Linked DNA regions of Homo sapiens: all the other regions are linked to region 1. The links are chromatin contacts, found by Hi-C in ENCODE. All regions are on one chromosome and are shown on one strand. Each heading gives the region's core, a stretch centred on a gene start or an enhancer-like site at or near the end of the contact. The rest is flanking DNA. Distances are from core to core; before and after follow the strand shown. Region 1 overlaps LINC02641 (long intergenic non-protein coding RNA 2641). Region 2 overlaps FAM53B (family with sequence similarity 53 member B). Region 3 overlaps LHPP (phospholysine phosphohistidine inorganic pyrophosphate phosphatase). Region 4 holds the start of PLEKHA1 (pleckstrin homology domain containing A1).

Region 1 (3,421 bases), core at 464-2,963:
GTGAGATAGAGAAGGTGAGTGGAGAATGGGCCCTGGACTGGTTGGTTACATGTGAGTGGTGGTGGGCTTGCAGGCAATTTGCTTTCTGGCCAGTAAGGTCCCCAAGATGTCAAAGCATCATAAAATATAGAAAATACCAAACATGATTCATTCCTAGGGGTCCAGAGCGTGCAGGGCCTCACAGGCCACGGGGAAGAGCTGGAATCCCCTCTCAAGGATATAGAAGCCTGTAGATGGGGAGATCTATCTGGGAGTGGCTGAGAAGCTACGGAGGGAGGCTGCCTGTGAGCTGAGTCCAGAGACAAGGGCAGGGACGGGAGGCGCAGGAAGAGGGGGGTAGTGGGAACAAGGACTGTAGGGCGTGACTGTGCATCAGGAAGGGCGAAGGGTCTCGGGGTGTGTGGTCGGGTCAGCAGTGGGAAGTGGAGGCAGGAGCTGGGTTGCAGAGGGCTTGCCTGGAGGGTCGTGGTTGAGATTGAAACCATAGCTCTGAGGCCCAAGAATCAGCTGTCAGAAGTCCCCAGGTTGGAGAGTGGCTGATCAGATCTTTCCACTGCAGGTTATGATTCTTTCTTTTACGTTCTATGGTTGAGCTATACCTTCTCCCTCCGGGACCCTGAGAATTCCTGAGGCCAGAGCCAGTTCTTGTCTCAACTGTGAATCCCCCTTAAACCAGGCCCCATGGCTGTGTGCTTTACACGCGTTAGGTCACATTGTGTCACTTCAGCCCCTGCCAGTGCTCTGGGATAGGCACAGTCTCTGCCTTTATTGAAGGTAACTAAAGCTCAGAAAGTAAATCATGTGCCTAAGGCCACAGAGCTAATATAACACGGAGTCAAGACTCAGACGCACCCAGTGGTGTCCCCGTGAATGTTTAGCCAGTTCTCTGGGAAAAGAGAACTGATTGTTAGTGTTTGCCAATTTCTGTGGTGTAAATACTCCCACCATGGCTGATTCCAAGCTGCCAGCATGAGCTCATGGAAGGCAGAGTTGGGGAGCAACCATTATACAGTATTTCCACCAGAAGGATATTACAGACATAAATAACCTCAAAAGCATAGATCAAGAGTTGGCAAACTTGACCTGGGCTATGGGCCAAATCTAGTGCTACATGTTTATAAATAGTTTTACAGGAGTACAGCCATGCCCATTCTTTGATGCATTGTCTGTGGCTCCTTTTACCTTAAAACAGCAGACCTGAATAGTGTGTCAGAGACAAGAAAGCCTAAAATACTTACTATCTGCACTTTCATAGAAAAACTTTGGAAACCTCTGATACAGATGGTAATACAATGTTATAAAATAATTAGAAAATGATGAGTTTTGAGTATTTATTTTCTGTTTTTGATATAATTTATTTAATTGCAATTTTCTACAATTTCATTTTTAATATATGTTTAAAAACCAGCTGCAAAACACTTACAAATTTAGCAATCCGCTTTTGCAAGCTGGAAATATCCCACTCCGGCACACCACTGAATTACGTCTGCCTCCAAATCATGTGCTCTTTTCTTGACACATTTTCTGAATGAATGAAAGCATGCATGCATGAACAGACAAGTGGTCAGACCGAAAGAGAAGGGCCCTTGGCCTGCATGTTGGGAAATGTTGCAGACTTCAGCAAGAGCACAGATGCCTTCACCAAAGGCCTGATGACTGTAAGAATGAAACTCAGCTGACCTATTTAAAGCAGTTAGAGGAAGAATGGAGACTTAGCAGGTGAGAGAGGGAAACTAGAGAAGGGGCCTTCATAGGGCAATCAGGCCTAATTTTCCACGAGCAGAACCAGGATCAACAGGGCACCACAAAAGGTCTGTGTCCACCTCAGTGCAAGGCCTGTAGGCCCCATTGTCAATAGAAATGAAAGTCTAATTAATAGACACTGTTTTGCCCCATGCTGAATGCACTAAAATCTAACTTGGTTCTTTAAGAAGTGGAGGAGCAGAAGTGGCTTGTGTGAGGACCTTAAATTTTTCTTTAGTAGAAACCTTTATGCCTAACAGGAAATCATTTGAAGTGAAAATCACATAAGCAGAATTATCAGGTCTAAGAGCATGTGACTTGACCCTGTCTTTGGCAAGGGCTGTCTTGGGAATAAAGATGCCTACACTTGAGGTGCTATGCACAAACACAAACACACACATGCACACATTCACACAAATACACACACACACACACACACACACACACACACACACACACACACGCCACGTTAATACTGGGCCTGCCTATTCCCCCCAGTCATGATAGTTCCTGTTGCTTCTCACCCTATTCTATCCCCCTAAAAATACCCCGACACAGTGAAAGACACAGGCCAGAAGTTGAACACACGCTACAGAACCCTGAAAGGGAGATGGGGGCCTTAGAGAAGGCAGAGGACATTTGCAGAATCCTGAGCATGCTGGGAAAGGATGGTCGCACAGCTATTCCCCAAGATTATTCGGTGTGGCTTTTCGGGTACTGGCCCAGCCAAGAGGTTCAACTGAAAGAGAAAGAGAATTTCCAGTTTTGGGTTGTGTGTTTTTTTTGTTTTGTTTTTGTTTTTGTTTTTTTGCCAGGACACTTTCCCCTTGTCCTTGCTTTGCCCTTTCCTGTTGTGGAGGGGGCCACTCTCTGGCTTCAAGATGTGCCTCCTCTCTGTGGACCTGCACTGCACCTTGGATGGGACACCCAAAGCTGCTTGTCCCCAGGCAATTTTGCCTTCAGATGTCCTCAGCCATGACAGCCTGGTGCCCAAGCCCACTCAGGTGCCACCCTGCCATCTCACCAGCTTATCCTGGGGCACTCCCTACAGGGAAAACACACAGACAAAGGGCACCTTAGCTCCCTGGCCCTGGACTGCAGGGGCTGTCATTGGAGCCCTGCACATACGTGAGCCATGGATGCATCTTCACAAAACCACAGTCAGAAGGAGAAGGGGACTAGCCCAAGGTCACTCCATTGAGTTGAAGTAAAACCAGGCCAGGACTCCAGGTCTCCTGTCTGCCAGGCCTCCCAGAAACCAAACAGAACCCAGCTGCCAGGAGGAAATTGTCCTCTCCCTTCCTACTTTCATATTTTTCACTAATGATGGACGTCATCAACACAAACTTTCAAAACAATACAAAGGGCACAGTTATTGTTTCTTATGGAAGGGGTGAGAAGGAAAGAGAAACTTTATACATAATAATTTTTGCTATCAAATGAGAGATGCCGGTGACAAGCAGAGGCCAGAGTGTGGCACATTTAATTTAAGCCGTGGCAGCGAGGGGCAGCCTCCATTACAGCCATAATAAATTACATACAAGTGCCACCGAACAATAACAAAAACTGTGGGCCATCTATTTCAGTTCCATTTACAAGAAATCAATATCAATACTTAATGCAATACTGGTGAAAAATGAGCAGAGATACAGAAAGCATAATAAACCAGGAATGGAAG
Region 2 (3,421 bases), core at 620-3,119, 1.3 Mb before region 1:
TTTGAGATGGATTCTTACTCTGTCCCCCAGGCTGGACTGCAGCGGCATGATCCAGACTCACTGCAACCTCCGCTTCTCGGACTCAAGCGATCTTCCCACCCCAACCTCCCGAGTAGCTGGGTCCACAGGCATGCACCACCATGCCCAGCTAATTTTTTTGTATTTTTGGTAGAGATGGGATTTTGCCATGTTTCCCAGGCTGGTTTTGAACTCCTGAGCTCAAGCCATCCGCCCGTCTTGGCCTCCCAAAGTGCTGGGATGACAGGTGTGAGCCACCGCACCCGGCCCAGATTTCTGAACTTTAGCGGTCCCAGTTATTTTATCATGCTATTTTTATCAAGATATTTTAATAATACCCTCTGCCTTTTAGTGCATTTTAATTTAGTTTTTATTTCACTCATCCATCAGTTGTTAATAGTTTTCACTTCCATGGGAGGGGACTGTGGCTTATGTATGTTCATGTCTTCAGCCCCTACCATCATCCCAGCAGTCACAAAGTAGTCACTCAGTAAGGGTTTGTTGAATGAATGAGTACAGTTGCCTGCCACGCAGGCTTTTGTCAGGACTGGTGGCATGCTGTTAACTGTTCATCCAGCACACTGGAAACTGGGTTTTGGTGCTTCAATGTCAACCTCTGACCAGTACTTGTTAAATTTCATCAATTCTGATCCCATCCAGTTATTCAGTCGGATAGGGTTTCTTTTTTTGTTTTTACATTTTATGACTTAAAAAAAAATTATTTTCGAAGCTAGGACCTCACTTTATTGCCCAGGCTGGAGGCAGTGGTGTGATCATGGCTGACTGCAGCCTTGGCTTGCCTAAGTGATTCTCTTGCTTCCGCCTCCTGAGTATCTGGGGCTGCAGGCACATGCCACCATGCCTGGCTAATTTATTTTTTGTCAAGACGAGGTCTCACTATATTGCCTAGGCTGGTATTATTATTATTTTTAAGTCTGAGAACATATCTATGCCACCTCCCTTGGGTCTGCTCCTGATCGAGGTGGCCAGTGTTGGTGGTTTGTTTGTTTTTTTTTTTTTTTTTAGATGAAGTCTCTCTTTTGTCACCCAGGCTGGAGTGCAATGGCGCGATCTCGGCTCACTGCAACCTCCACCTCCCAGGTTCAAGCAATTCTCCTGCCTCAGCCTCCCAAGTAGCTGGGATTACAGGCGCCCGCCACCACACCCTGCTAATTTTTGTATTTTTAGTAGAGACAGGGTTTCACCATATTGGCCAGGCTGGTCTCGAACTCCTTACCTCAGGTGATCTGCCTGCCTTGGCCTCCCAAAGTGCTGGGATTACAGGCGTGAGCCACTGTGCCCGGCCGTGTTGGTTTTTTGATGTGTAACTTTTCCTTCTCCTGCACATTTTTGAACTCCATCCAGATGACACTGGGGAAGAACCCCTTTCCACAGCGAGGTGAAGGCCAGTCCACATTTGGTTTGGGAGGTGCATGGAGGAGTGCTCAGAGGCCTGGCTTTAGAGTTTTGCTGCTGACTTAGTGAATGAGCTTCCTGAGAGCAAGGGAAGTACAACCAAGCCTGGTTCAGATGGCTCCACTAGGGGGACAGTGACAGCTATAGCCGCAGCTGGTGTACTTGGCAGTCTTTCAAGCATTTTGGGGTGTGCTGCGGACAAACAATAGAATGAATCTTTGTTTCTGGAGCCTGGGCCATTTCTAACGAGGAAGATGATTACTCATTTTTGGAAGTTGGGTTAACTCTTCCAGAGTCTTTTGACTCTCGCTTAGATCTGTAACGAAAAGCCGAGAAGAGTTCACCTTGGCATCCCAAGGTGTTTGCTTTAAAGCCGGGTGACTCTGGTTGGCTGTGTCATTTCCTCTTTAACACCCCTCCACCCAGGTCTTTGCCCTAAGTCAGGAGGCCTGATTGTCATATCCAGAGTGCTTAGAAGGAAGTGGGGCAAGTGTTTGCAAATGAGGTGCCCCTTTCTTCTCCTGTTCCCCCACCCCCATGGCATGCCAAAAAATAAAGAAGGAGCTCAAGACCCGTTGAGCAGCTGTTCCTCCAAACTTCTTAGATTAATTCCGTGGCCAGTTCTAAGTAATTTAAAGCCAAATGCCTGGACTTAGCTTTGAATTAGGACTTCATGAAGCCTTTCTTCGTCTTCTTCCTTCTTTCTTCTTCTTCTTTTTTTTTATTTTTTTTGTGAGACAGGATCTTTCTCTGTCACTTAAGCTGTAGTGAAGTGTTGCTATCATAGCTCACTGCAGCCTTGACCTTCCTGGCTCCCTACTCAGCCTCCTGTGTAGCTGGGACCACAGGTGTATGCCACCATACCTGGCTATTTTTTAAATTTTTTATAGAGATGGGGATTTCTCCATGTTGCCCAGCTGGTCTTGAACTCTTGGGCTCAAGCATTTCACCTGCGTCAGCCTGCCCAAGTGCAGGGATTATAGGCGTGAGCCACTGCGCCTGGCGGTGAAGCCCTTCTTTGCAGAAATCTCTTTCTCTGCCTTAAGAGGCAAGAATCTGGTGCTATTTTGATCTGTGAATAGACAGATGGCTGTTGTTACACATGCAGCGGCTCCCCCGCCATTGTGCTGTGGCTGGTGGTGGGAGTAGTCTTACTAGAATTTATCCTGCCCTCCAGAACCCTCCCCTGCAGTAGGAGTCAGGTAGATAGCTTTGGCTGTTTGACCTGAGAGGTGCCACAGAGCTCGGGTATACTTGTCATGTGACAGACCCGCCTGGCAGCTTAGAGTCCCTCCAGTTTTGTTTTGGCAGATGATGGCATTCTCGAATGTGTGGTGGAGCTTGCAGCGCGATGTGGGGGTAGAAGGGAGAAGGCGGAAGGCTTACCATGTGATTGATGAGCCTGTCTGATTAATTTCTACAACAGACCCTGTAGGTTGGTAGATATGACTCAGTCAGATCAGGAAGGGGGAAGTCCTGAAGTGTGAGCTGAGGTTAGGATGTGACCTCTGATGAGTGGGTGGCACATGGGCAACCTGGTGCCTCTCGTGCCTATAGCAGTTCTTACAGAGCTTGTTGGGACCTTCTTGCATCACCTGTCATGTCCCAGTGTGATATAGTCTTAGACCGGTGTGTTGGGGCTACCAGCCTGCAGGCCTCCTAGATAAAGAGATCACTGCCCTCGCAGCTGTGTTCCAAGGCCCAGCTGCTGAGAGATTACCTTCCCTCTGTGCAGTGTCTTTGGGGGTTCTGTGAGAGCTGTAGACACCAACAGGAATGCTTCTCCCTGCCTGCTGAGTGACTGGAGCTGCACCGGTAGGAAAGCTGTGTCTGTAGCCTGGGCTGGGGGTGGATTGTCCTGCAGGAGAGGGAGAGTCCGAGAGCTCATAAACATTTTGTAAAGGAAAAGGAGATTCTTGTCCTGAGAGTTGTCCTAGAAGATGAAGATGTCAAAACTGGTCACTGGCTAACTTCCTGGCTCTCCAAG
Region 3 (3,421 bases), core at 421-2,920, 1.2 Mb before region 1:
ATGGTGAGGGGCCTGGATTCCCCAACTCTGTCCTGCCCTGGCCTGGCCCAGCCCCAGTACCCCTCCCAGGGACTGCAGCTGGCCACACCCCACCCTGCCCTGTCCCTCCCACCTGTCCAGGAGGCCTGACAAGGGTGTCTCAGAGCTAAGAGTGAGGTGGGGTCCTGTGCCCCCCAACCAAAAGAGACATCTTCCCTGTGTGCACATGTGTGGGCGGTTGCAACCCAGAAATAGGAGAGGGGCGCACTGCGTCTCCTGCCCCTCGGCCTTGGATCCTTACAGTCTCCTGGTGGTCTGGCCCCCATCTGGATCTGGATGTGTGAAGAGCTGGGGTGGGGCAGGGCTGGGCTAACTGAACCCCAATTTTCTTCCATTGGGGGGCAGGGCTGGGCTAACTGAACCCCCTTTCCTTCCAGTGGGTGGTGCCCAGGGCCCAGAGCCTGCCCCGGCTGACCTGTCCTCTGGCTAGTAAGGACAAAAGTCTCTCCTCGCAGAAGGAGGCACTCACTGAGCCAGTCCCCCAGGGCTCTGAGCCCTAGTGGGTAAACCGAGGCACAGGAAGGGATCTGCCCAAGGTCTCACACACCCCCAGGAGCCACAGACTCACTGGAAATAGGCCTGCCTGCTGCCCACAACCCAGAGCTCTCCACCAGCCAGTGGGCAGGCCCCGGGATGCAGGTGAGGCTCCTCTAGCTAGCAGACTTGTGGCCTCCAGGACATCAGCGATACCACAATGGGCCCACACCTCTGCAGTAAGCCAGCTGTGGGTGGCGTCTCTATGTGCTCTGCACAGCGCGCCATGGGGTGCGCACCATGATCTGCTTCTCTGAGATGAGGAGAGAGACCCCCAGAGATGAACAGCCATGCTCAAAGTCACAGCCAGAAGTGGCAGAGCTGGGGTTTAAACCTGGTTCGTCTCCCTCGCACAAGAATCGAAATCTGGGCTCACGTCAGCAGATCCTCCCTGGGCACGTGGGGCATAGCCTGCATCTGGGTGTCTCTGGTGGGCTGGTTGACTCTGGCTAGACCCGGAGGCCTGTAGGCAGGGGTCTCCACTCCCACCCACCCCCGGATGGAGCTGGGGCACTACGAAGAGGCAGTGCAGCGGAGGACGGGGCACAGCACACATGGAGGTCAACGGGACCTGGAGAAGGAGTGGTGCATGCTGCGAGTGCACGCAGGGCCTGGTAGCCCACGGCCTCCCCATGGCTGGTGCTCCACGTGGGGCCACCCAGATGCCTGCATTCCTTGGGATCTGCAGCCTGGTGGTCAACAGGACCCGGGGAGCCAGGCCTGAGGCAAGGGCGTGTGCCAGCCAGGCAGAGAGCAGTGGGGCCTGGCGGGGAAGGGTTTTTGCCGTGAACCTTGGCACCCACCAGTCTCTGTCCACAGGGAGGAAACGGGGCTTATTTACGGCTGGGTTTAGCCAGGTGGCACTCTGTCAACCAGAACCGACACCATGGCGCCAGCTATTTCCTGCGCGGTTCTCACTGCCCCACTGACTGCGGGCACCGCAGGGGCTGAGAACAGAGGTGGGACGCACTGAGAGGGACTGGTGGTGACGCTTGGCCGCCCACCAGCGGGTTGGTGGTCTCCAGAGACTCCCTCACGTGGCAAATGCGGTACCTTGAACCCCCAATCCTGGCTGGAGTGTGGGGCAAGTGCTCACCCGCCTGTCTCAGGCCCTCACCCAATTCACGTACGTAAGGCCCCCCGGTCAAGCGCACATAGAACTTTTCAAACCTAGGAGCTGGAAACCTGGCTTCTTGAGAAAATCTGAAAGATCCCACAATATGGGCCGACAAACCATGGGCAGCACTGCGCTGCAGCGTGTGACGCGGCAGCTGCTTCCTTGAAAGGGGCAAGGCGGGCCCAGCCTGCCACACTCCCACTATTCTCTAATGTCTCCCTGTTCCCACGCCAGGCACACGTCACTCTAGTGCACTTCCCCCTACCCCTGGGGGTGTCTCTGAATCTGCTGCCCTGCCCTAAAGCTTTAGCTCCCTGGGCCTCATTCCCTAAGAACAAGTCACCTCCTCCAGGAAGTCTTCCCTGAAACCTTCCTCCCTCCAACCCTTGCCTCCTCAGTTAGGTGCCCACTCTGCACTCCACGGTAACTGTGTGGACCCCATCAAAGCACCCATCAATCTGCCACAATTGTTTGGTTACCTGTGTGCTGCCACCTCCACACTGAGATCCCTGAGATCAGGGACATTCCGTTAGTGGCCTCATGGCCTTGGCTCCTAATGAGCACACAAGCAGGCAGCCTCCTTCCTACTGACCACTGGGGACTGTGGGTTATCGCCTGGCATTGGCTTCCTGTGAGCCTCGGCCCTCCTAGAAATCTGGGCTGGGGGGCAGTCCCTCCCCATGAGTGGAGGAATGATGGGCAGACAGGCAGGCCCCTGGGGCTCAGGGCCTTGGCGCCCTGGCCTGAGCTCACCCTCCTGGTCCTCCCTAGAGTCCAGCTCCATCCAGCACGAGGGGCCACATGCACTTCACCTCCTCCGGGGAGGCCCCACTGCGTGAGACCCCGGGCACCTAGGTTGCAGCACCCAGATACAGAGAATTTCCTTCTGGAGACCAACTGCCCTGGATGGAACAACCTCTCCCCACATCCAGACTGAGAGGTGTGGGCATGCTGGCCACCCCACCCAGGCCAACACCCAGATCGAGCCAGCCCTGTTTCTGGCCAGTGAAGCTGAGCCCTAAGAGGCGAGCCCCCCACCCTGCCCCAGTCGCCTGCAGCCCTCTGTGCCTTTGGCGAAGCAGGCACCAGTGCCCCAGGGCAGGGGCCTAGGAAGAGCTGCAGGTGCCAGTAACAGAAACAAAAGCTCACAGAAGCCGGGGCTGCGCCAAACCAGCAACCCAGGATCCTGGAGGTCTGACAGGGGACCCATCACTGCGAGGGGCCGCGCTACCAACAAGGCCAGACCCTGTCTCCCTAATGTGGCCCACAGGGGGGCCTTGGAGCTGGCCTCTGCTTACCCACCAGCTGCCCCCTCTCCCCGCTCCCGAGCACTCATGTCCCCAACTGCCCCTGCCTCACTTGGTGCCTTTCTCTGCCACCTCCTCTGCCTGGAACACCCTCTCACTCCCTCACTCCGCAAAAGCCCCAACTCAGAGATCCCTGCCCTGTGGTCTTCAGGACCTATCCTACCCCCAAAATAAATGCATGATCAGTGAATGAAGACCTGGAAGGTCTCTGGGACACAGGCCTGGGGGACCCAGTTGGGACCTTCCAGAATGGGGGCTGACAGTGCCATGGGACGAGCACCCCCAGAGTGGATGGCTCTGTCCACAGAGCACGACACTCGGTTCAAGCCACAGTGCAGACGCAGCTCCTGGGCACTCCAAGTCAGGCCCCAAGCAGTGGGCCAGCACATTCCCCAGGACACCCACAGCATGTCCAGACAGCAAA
Region 4 (3,421 bases), core at 500-2,999, 1.0 Mb after region 1:
ATACGCTACAAGAGAAAACTGTCAGTAGATACAGTGTAAGGTTTACGGCAGTATAAAATAAATTAACTACTTTATTAATTCAAATTCTGTCAAACTTAAATACTCTTTTTTAAATGTATCAGTACTCTAAAATGCAATTTTCCTTGGGAAAATTGGCCAAGATAAAAAATACTTTAACTCCACTAGGGGAAATATTTCTTTTGCCACAAGTGTGTCAACAGGAAAAATTAAGAGCATGAAAAGTAAACAGGTATTTTGATCAGAATAAATCTTATTATTTTAATATAACGGGTCTTCAAGTTCTTCAGATTGTGAAGAAAAACACAGTTTCACAAAACAATCACATAACTCTTACCCAAACTTTGCTGTAAATGGTTTCAGTGGCATCAAATTAACATAGAAAGTATGCAAGCTGAGTACTTGGGAAAATAAAGCAGATTGATCAGGAGTTCTAAGATGAAAGACAATGGTGTAAACCTCATAGTGCACTATTTGTTCCAGTCATTAAACACACAGGAAATAAGATTTTCTATTTAGAAAACTAACTCACAAGGGGCAATGACTTCATTAAAACAAAGAAAATCTTATTAAAACAACGATCAATTGTAAAATAAGAAAACCAGTACTGCAGAATTGGAAGGTGAAACAAACAGACGAGGAAAACGCAGAAACTGCCTGGATATTTATTTGTTCCTTGAACCTCTTCTTGTACTGCCCCCAGAGAGCAAAGGAGTTTCATTATTTATACGCCCAGACCACGGTAGATGCTCTGCGCGGGGGCACAGCCTCACCAGAATTCTACCAAAGGCGGTAAACACTATAAGCAACAGGACCGCTTTCATTATGACACACTTTCCCCTCTTTCCAGGAGGTCAATAGAAAGCATCTGAAACAAACCACAAACCACTCAAGACGGCCCCAAAGCTCTGCGGTTGGCAGCTGGCCTCGGCGTCGAAAGACCTGGGTCTGGTCGCCTCCCCGGTGCCACCTGCGTGACCTTGGGCAAGTCGCTTTCAACGCTGCCTCTGGCCACCTGCCCCGAAGGTGCGGAGGTAAATCGCGGACACCGCCCGACTTCAGGGCCCAGGGCGGAGCCGGCTTCGGCCTCGGCAAGTCCTGAAGCCAAAATGCATTAAACACCAGGAAAGGATGCCCGGGGACGCGCGCCCCGCGGGCACAGCCCTGGAGGGAGGCGCTCCGACCGGCGCCACCGGGAATCCCCGGGCAGCTGCGCGCACCGCGCCCCGAGCGGGATTTCTCGGGGGGCGGAGACGCCGAGGAGCTCGTCGGCCCCGCGACCGCCGCGGGCCTCCCGCCCTCCCCCGCCGGGCGCCGCTGAGGGCTGACGTCGGGAAAACAATCGGGGACCCACGGGAAGAAGACGCCGCCCCCTCCCGCTGCCCCAAGCCAGGGCAGGTGAGCCGGCCCGGCGGCCTCCAGGTGCTGTGGCGCGTGGCGCGGACGTGCGCAGAGGGGGCGCCGGCTCCGCACTCACCAGCACCCACCGCCCCTCTGCGGACGCCTCCCCGCTCGCCACAGCGGGAACCGCGCTCCAGCAGCCCGGCAGCCCCGCAGCCGCCGCCACCTCGCGCCTGGCCCCGTCCACCACCCCTGCTCCAGCGCGGCCGCGTTCTTCAAGCTAAACTTTACCGCGGCCTCGGCCCGGAGCACCCGCGCCGCCGCGGCCCCGGCTCCCACAGAGGCTCGGCTGCCCGGAGCGGCGTCCGCGACGGCCAGCCCGCGCACTGCGCACGCGTCCCCACGCTGCCTCAGCCCTCAGACGGCGGCTGAGATTCCGGAGCGGGCGCTCCCAGCCCGCAGAGACTACGAGTCCCGGCAGGCCCCGCGCGGGTCCCTGCGGCGTGGCGGGCCGAGTTTCTGGCGTCTTCCTGGTTCCAGCGGCGGCGGCCTCGGCGCGCCGGGGAGGCCTGCGCGCGGAGCTCTGGGCCGCCGCGCCGCGGTGCTTCCTGGTATTCGTAGTTTTTGACCACCACTGGGCTTGGCTCGGAGGTAGAACTCCGGGTTCTCTGATGTCATCGCCTAGAGCTGCGAGGAACAGGGATCTTTAAAAATAGGCTTCGTTAGTTTGCAGATAATTTGTTTGCAAGCTGTCCCATAATCGGTCCAAGTGTCACAAATTTACAGGCTGCGGTGTGACCTGGAGAAAAACGCTTTACAGCTCTGCGCGCCAATTTTTCGCTCTTCTCTCTCCCTGCAAATGTAGCTCCACTGCCTACTTACAATGGTGTTAATAGTACAGGAGGGTAAGAGAGACTTAAAGAAGGGTTAGTCGAAATTCTTTCAGCAACGGTGGAGCATAAATATGTATTCTGGTAAATATTCGTTGAGTGTTTAGCAATTTCTCGAGCACTTAACTGTGTGCCAAGTACGCGATAGGCAACCCGGCATTCATCTGAGAAAGAGACACTGTCACTGCCCTTATGGAGCCTGCAGCTTGGGGGAAACTCGTCCGCAAACTAGCAAAATCGTTCCAGATTTTAATAGAATGGCCAGACTGAGAAAGTTCAAGAGACAGTAGCGGTGGCGGGGACGGGGGGAGGCTCTTCAGAGAGAGTGGCAAGGCAAGTTCTCTGAGGATGTGATATCTGAGCTGAAACCTGAAGAATGAGAAATATTCAGACAGGCAAAGAACTGGGAAAGAATTACATGCCACGCCTTTCACAGCGCATGCCACTCTAGGCTCTTAATAAATATTTGTTCTTTTTGTGTGCTTCTTCCTTTCCTCTCCTTGCACAACCTTAGATCACATCCTATCCCCTTCAAACCCTTTAAAAAATCTTTATCAACATCTTTTAGAATATCCTTCCTATGTGAAAATGTACATGAAACAAATGTCCAGTGGTAAGACAAGCTGTACAGCTGCTAGGACAGAAGACACAACCCTGGTGACAGGCTGGAATCTATCTACTTTGCCACTTTCTTTATTTGCGAACTGGGTTAGAAGTCTGGGGGCTCAGCCTGGCCTCCTGACTTGTTTCTCTTCATGGGGCATCATACAGGATTTTGAGTTTGTCTTTATTAAAATCTTAGAGGAAGCCTACCTGTTATCTGAATCAGAGGTGTAGTGAAGAACAGCCCTAGATTTTCCTGTGTAGACTTACCTATGTGACTTTATGCAGAGAGTGACACTTTGCCCTTCTGACCCTCAGTGACCTCGACTGTAAATGAGTGTCATCCACCCTGCCTGCCTTGCAGAATGTTCTCAGAGTCTGATAAATTGATGGAGGTGAAAACATCTTGCAAACTGCATAGAACGGCTCTCTGACTGCCTCTTTGAGACTTAGCATTTTCAATTGCCTTTCATCCAACGTGATATTTTGGTTATCTTTTGAGAAACCTTAGCTATGCAGCCTTGCTGACATCTGTCCCTTTTGGGGTCCTCATCTGTATAATGGTTGAA

Evidence for each region. Hi-C counts contacts between places; a loop is a spot of excess contacts on that map. Pooled maps may share reads with other maps.
Region 2: a map of GM12878 shows a loop between it and region 1 (2.6-fold over the local background). The contact joins two enhancer-like sites. A Hi-C loop is called at or near these places in 1 of 168 maps with a recorded cell type or tissue (GM12878), 7 of 37 single-sample maps with no recorded cell type and 4 of 50 pooled maps.
Region 3: a pooled map shows a loop between it and region 1 (4-fold over the local background). The contact joins two enhancer-like sites. A Hi-C loop is called at or near these places in 1 of 168 maps with a recorded cell type or tissue (OCI-LY7), 1 of 37 single-sample maps with no recorded cell type and 5 of 50 pooled maps.
Region 4: a loop to region 1 is called in a pooled map, with 8 times the contacts of the local background. The contact joins the promoter of PLEKHA1 here to the enhancer-like site in region 1. A Hi-C loop is called at or near these places in 6 of 37 single-sample maps with no recorded cell type and 5 of 50 pooled maps.

Annotation. Positions count from the first base shown.
Region 1 is chr10:123,396,608-123,400,028 of GRCh38, reverse strand. The region is part of intron 6 of LINC02641 (long intergenic non-protein coding RNA 2641); the gene reads right to left. Among named protein-coding and RNA genes, the nearest start is that of LINC02641, 50 kb to the right of the region's middle. RefSeq lists an enhancer at 1,635-1,944. Within about 2 kb of position 1,713, at least 2 of the 41 ENCODE cell types and tissues checked have a DNase peak (open chromatin) inside an H3K27ac peak, as active enhancers do; they include GM12878 and OCI-LY7, where a contact is called at or near this core.
Region 2 is chr10:124,717,784-124,721,204 of GRCh38, reverse strand. All of the region lies in intron 1 of FAM53B (family with sequence similarity 53 member B), which reads left to right. Among named protein-coding and RNA genes, the nearest start is that of FAM53B-AS1, 15 kb to the right of the region's middle. Within about 2 kb of position 1,869, at least 33 of the 41 ENCODE cell types and tissues checked have a DNase peak (open chromatin) inside an H3K27ac peak, as active enhancers do; they include GM12878, where a contact is called at or near this core.
Region 3 is chr10:124,599,685-124,603,105 of GRCh38, reverse strand. The region is part of intron 6 of LHPP (phospholysine phosphohistidine inorganic pyrophosphate phosphatase); the gene reads right to left. Among named protein-coding and RNA genes, the nearest start is that of FAM53B-AS1, 100 kb to the left of the region's middle. Within about 2 kb of position 1,670, at least 3 of the 41 ENCODE cell types and tissues checked have a DNase peak (open chromatin) inside an H3K27ac peak, as active enhancers do; they include OCI-LY7, where a contact is called at or near this core.
Region 4 is chr10:122,373,036-122,376,456 of GRCh38, reverse strand. PLEKHA1 (pleckstrin homology domain containing A1) reads right to left here and starts at 1,749. Exons shown (of 12, transcript NM_001001974.4): 1 at 1,651-1,749. RefSeq lists silencers at 1,142-1,341, 1,352-1,511, 1,532-1,601, 1,642-1,751, 1,892-2,041.